Regions from separate parts of the Homo sapiens genome. Here region 2 is linked to region 1. Evidence: chromatin contacts called from ENCODE POLR2A ChIA-PET data. All regions are on one chromosome and are shown on one strand. The core of a region is the stretch at or near the end of the contact, and the rest is flanking DNA. Distances in the headings are between cores, read along the strand shown.

Region 1 (2,700 bases), core at 15-2,514:
CCTATATACAGTGTATTCTCAACTCTTATTCATATGCAGAAAAAATCTAGACGGAACTAACTAGGCCAAGCCATTAATTGGTTATCTCTGGGTAGTGACATTATGTTCCTTATTCATTTCTGTATTTTTCAAAATTTTTACAATGGACAAGTAGTCCTTTATAATCAGGTAAAAGTTATTTTGAAAAGCACTAACTACCTATATATAAATAAACAAATCAATACCTGTTTGCCTTATTTTCCATTTGTTGATAAAACAACAACAACAACAACACTATCTTGGAAGTGAATCAAAGACGGGCTTTGCTTTTTTTTTCTTCCCCCACCCACTGGATCAATGAGATGCTCTGTGTGATATTTATTTTTAGGACCAGAAAGTTAAAGTGAATTGGATTTGATCCATTTTCTGAAAGGCTGGCAAGAATTCTTGACATTGCACAGGAATTTCCATGTCAGCATGTTCTCACATGTATGATCTAATTTAGTCTTTACAATGATCCCAGGAAGGCAGGTAGCAGGCGATATCCTAGAAAGAGCCCTGAGCTGGGAGAGCACAGCATAAGAGACCCAGGAATGAGACACTTTTTATGCTTTTAATATTGCCTACTTCGGGGCAAGCTTGATTCTGATATCTGCACTTGTTACTCCCTTTCATATTTTTTGTGGGGGGATGGGTGTGTCCTTACTTTAGGATTAGCCATTAACTATCGGTGATTCATTTTTCCACTGGTTATTGTTGCTAGACAATCATCTCATCAACTAATACCTCACTGATTTTTCTGTGTGCTTAGAGCATCTTGGTGTGGACAAAGATTTATTGAAAGGACTACAAGAAATAAGACAAAATAAGCCCTGGATCAAAGACATATGTCCCATAATTCAAGACCAGCTTGGACCACAAAGCAAGAACCCCTAACCCCCTCTCTACAAAATTTTTTTAAAAACATTAGCAGGGTATGGTGGCTTGTGCTGTAGTCCCAGCTACTTGGGATGCTGAGGTGGGAGGATCACTTAAGCCCAGGAGTTTGAGGCTGCAGTGAGCTGTGATTGTGCCACTGCACTCCAGCCTGGGTAACAGATCAAGACCCTGTCTCTAAAATTAAAAAAAAAAAAAAGAAAAAAAATTGCTCAATAAAAGTTTTTAAATAACAGGAAAAATGCTTATGATATAATCAGTGAAAAATGCTTATGATATAATCAGTGCATGTGTGAGTGTATGTGACAGAGAGAGACAGACACAGACAGCCGTCTTGGTGTCTGGTGAGTCCCACTGAATGGGCTTCCTGCCAGAGCTGTCCTGGTCCTCCTGCTCGGGGACCTCATGACTACTGGAAACAAAGCCCAGCCTGCAAGACTGAGATGAAACAAGGTTGGCTCCTGGAGGGGGCTGCACGGTAGCTCTAATTTTGTTTCCTTTCTCACACCAGCACTGTGGGCCTGATCACGGGCAGCCCCAAGGAAGGCCTGACCACCACCAGCGCTGCCACCAGCGCTGCCACCAGCCTGAGTGGCAATGCCCAGCTTCCGAGGAGCTATGGGGCCTGAGCCTCAGGGCGTTGCCAGAGAATCCCTAGACCTTTCTATAAGAAATAGAGAGGCTGGGCCACAACCTGGCTGCTGTCCTCCCAGCTCTTAGTATGTGGTCAAATGCCAAATTTCTATGAAAGTCATTCTAAATGTGTATAAAATATAAAATTGCATGCTATGGAATATTAAATAAAGAATAATAATAAAGAATATTGCTTTATTATATTGTCCTAGTTTCCTTTGAAGTTTGTTTTTAAGTTTATAAAGTATTCTTTCTTTTTTAAAAATATTTTTCCTATATATATTTTTCACACATATTTATTTATTCACTCATTCATTCATTCATTTATGTATCTGTCTTCCAATTTGCTCTCTGTGTATTATAAGCAGGATTGTGAGACATATGTCTTTGATCCAGGGCTTATTTTTACTTTTTGTGACACTTCCTAAAACTCCGTTTTTCTTACTTCTTGTAGTCCTTTCAATACACCCCACAAATCTAACTTCTAAACCATAGCATTACTACTTCTATACTTTGCGATGTGTTTATGCATATTTGCATCAAGTAATACGTTGTCGACACTGTCAGGGTGTAAGGTGATTTTTTTTTTCTGTTGGGGCAAGCACTTACGACTTATTAGTAATCCCATTCATTTGGGTAGGAGAGTGATTATTTGGTAGCCTTTCCATTTCCCCACCATTGAACTCCTTCGCCAATCTTATCACCCAAACTCAGATTCCATGTATTACTACATGGGAGGACTCAAGGTTTTTGCTGTCTGCATAGCTCCAAAATAAGCACAAGTTCCAAATTTCAGGGATTATCTCCTGGACTGCTTGGACACAAGCCACAGAGCTGGGAAGAACGTGGTGCTAAGGAGACCAGAGCAGCAATGTGACATCCATCAGTGGCTGCTGGATGTACTTAAGCTAAACCCTCTCTCCTGCAACCAACTTCACTGACTGTAAATGGGACACCAAGTCCTCACCTCTCTTGCAGAAAAAAAAATAAAAATGTTTTCAGAAACATTTGTCTTTTCTTATGTCGTTGTCTTCCTCAAAATCCCACATAGTGTTACCCTTGAGCTTGTCTAAAGGCTTCTAGGACATTCTCCTGCAAGAAATTATAATCGCATATAGTCCACCTAACATCTTACTCTGATTCAGTTTAGGA
Region 2 (2,717 bases), core at 33-2,532, 1.3 Mb after region 1:
CTGTTTAAATACAGCATCTTTAAATATAAATTAATATTTATTTGGGATTCTTGGGAAATTTGTTCTAGAAATTTATTTTGGTTATTTTTCTTTTTCTTTTCTTTTTTTTTTTTTTTTTTGAGACGGAGTTTCACTCTGTCACCCAGGCTGGAGTGCAGTGGCACGATCTCGGCTCACTGCAACCTCCACCCTCCAGGTTCAAATGATTCTCCTTCCTCAGCCTCCTGAGTAGCTGGGACTACAGGCACCTGCCACTGCGCCCGGCTAATTTTTTGTATTTTTAGTAGAGCTGGGGTTTCACCATCTTGGCCAGGCTGGTCTTGAACTCCTGACCTCGTGATCTACCCACCTCGGCCTCCCAAAGTGCTGGGATTACAGGCGTGAGCCACCGCGCCCGGCCTATTTAGGTTATTTTTCAAAGATTTTTGTTAAAAACCATTGCACAGAGTTATAGAATTTTGGAAGTGAAAGGAAACAGTATTTTAACTCAAGCCCTTGTCTGAAATGTGAAGATACTAATGCCTCAAGAGACACATCCATTTGCCTGACTCCTACACTGCAAATCTAGAACCAAAATCCAAGTCTTTGAGAACCCAGGACTTGTCATCTCTTGGTGTAGAGTTGAACCACAGTGCTGGAGGGGCTGTGAGAGGCAGTCTGGGAAAGAAGGGATTTCATTCGTGGTGGATGAGAAACAGAATCTCACAATAACGATATTATGGGCAATCCCTCTTGTGTCTAAAAACTACTATTTAACATGCTTGACAACTGAAACACGCATGAGTTGATTTATTGGCTAACTAAAGGCATTCTTCACAACACAGCAAGCTGTTTTCACATTAGCTCTACAACTAAAGGAATGTTAAGAATAGGAAGCTGATATTAACTATTTAAAAATTTACGCCAAGAACCAAAGAATTCCCCGGCAGAAACATAAAGACTTGCTGAAGTTTCATCATGTGAATTTATTGCCAATTCAGTCATCTTAAAAGTTGTGCTATAAAACATATTGTCCTTTGCTGTTCCAAATAACATTTGAAATAAATAATAACTTTCTTGACAGTGTTTCTGGAATTTTCTTCCATTCTCCAAAGCCAATTCTTAGACCCTTAAAGAAATGATGAGCTGGCATTTTGCCCATCATTCTCTAGGCAATTACTGGTTCCAGTAATGAATAAGGGGGAAAAGAATTCACATAGAAAGCTATTCTAGCACCACACTGCTTATATTTCCTCCTGAAGACTTTAGAGATAATGTGAAAATTAAAGACAGTACAGAAACCCAGTGTTAGGATAACTGGTTAGAAAATGACTCATGGGAACAAATATGCTCACCAATATCCTCTTGTAGCCACTTGTCCACAAATCACTTCAGGTATCGCTTTTATTGGTCTAAATGAATAAAGCAGTTCCTCTTATATATATCTCCACATAAAGAATAATTGGTCACAAAATCATAACCATTATAAACCAATTGGTACAGCCCCCAAAGCCATGAACTGGTTGAACTGAAGCATTCTCACTATTGATGTGTTATGCGCTATATGTGACACAGACTAAGCAGTGCCTACACCAACATCCACTGTTCTAGTCCTCCTTCATAAGGAAATTCTGTGTTAAGCTAGGCAGTCATGTGCTCACCTTGCAGTAAGCTGTTTTCGCATGAGCTTTAAGAAGTTAAAGACAAGAATGCTAATTGTACCTCACAAAAGCATCCTAAAAGGGAAACCAGGTGCCCTTCTTCTTTCTTCCTTTCTGCTGCCTGGAATATCAGCCTGATGGCTGAAGCTCAGGCAGCTACCCTGAACCATGAGGTGATACTGCTAAGAATGATACTTCGGGGAGACAAGTGTCTGGTTCTCTGACACTGGGGTTGTCAATACATACCAGACCTGGACTGCCAACTGCTTGACTTCTTTCACATAAGAGAGAAACAAACTCTTAGCATGTTTAAGCTGTTATTATTGTGAGTACCTGGGATTAAATGTGGTGGTATATAACCCCAACTAATAAAGTAAAAAATTTACCAAAATGCACCAACAAATACTGAATAAATATAACAAATGACACGATATAACCATCTAAGTTTTTGGTTTAATGCCATGAAATTTAAATCAAATTTAGATATATGCCAGTAAAACAACAAAACACCAGGAAGAAAAAACAAAGTTGTCCTTAAAAATGGACATCTAAGTGTTCTATTCACAAAAATAGGCTGTCAAGATAGCTGCTACTCTAAGTGTTAGGATCAGAAAGATACATGTGCTCCCTGCTTTTATTAGTATCTCTGGGTTTTAATTTTTGTCTTTTTGATTTTTTTTTAATTTTTGCCTTTGGAAAAATAAGTGAGACTGCTAGTCAAACCACTTCAAGTGTCACTTTTATTTTTAGAATCACTATCCCTTATTTACCTCTGCCTTCTTTAATGTTCCATCAATCAGTCCAGCCTTCTAAATTGAGGAAATGAGGCCCAATCAATCTGCCTTTACACAGAGTTAAGAAACAGACATTAAAAAACAGAATGAGGAAACCTTATCTTCCAGAGGTTACTGCACAGATGAAATAAGAGAATATATGTGAATCTACTTTGTAAACACTAAAGTACAATATAAATGACATTAGTATTGATCTTATGTTAAAGTAAGAAAAGAAAACAGACCATTTTCCCTACCGGAAGCAGAATGTTCTTTACAATTTTCTATCAGTTTAATGCTCCAA

What was found. ChIA-PET counts read pairs that join two places held with the same protein, here RNA polymerase II (POLR2A).
Region 2: POLR2A ChIA-PET joins it to region 1 with 10 read pairs in PC-9. The contact joins two enhancer-like sites. POLR2A ChIA-PET finds 5 or more read pairs at or near these places in 2 of 52 experiments (PC-9 and naive thymus-derived CD4-positive, alpha-beta T cell).

What each region holds. Positions count from the first base shown.
Region 1 is chr10:33,276,012-33,278,711 of GRCh38, forward strand. The region is part of intron 2 of NRP1 (neuropilin 1); the gene reads right to left. Among named protein-coding and RNA genes, the nearest start is that of NRP1, 57 kb to the right of the region's middle. Within about 2 kb of position 1,265, at least 11 of the 41 ENCODE cell types and tissues checked have a DNase peak (open chromatin) inside an H3K27ac peak, as active enhancers do.
Region 2 is chr10:34,581,134-34,583,850 of GRCh38, forward strand. The region is part of intron 2 of PARD3 (par-3 family cell polarity regulator); the gene reads right to left. Among named protein-coding and RNA genes, the nearest start is that of PARD3, 230 kb to the right of the region's middle. Within about 2 kb of position 1,283, at least 5 of the 41 ENCODE cell types and tissues checked have a DNase peak (open chromatin) inside an H3K27ac peak, as active enhancers do.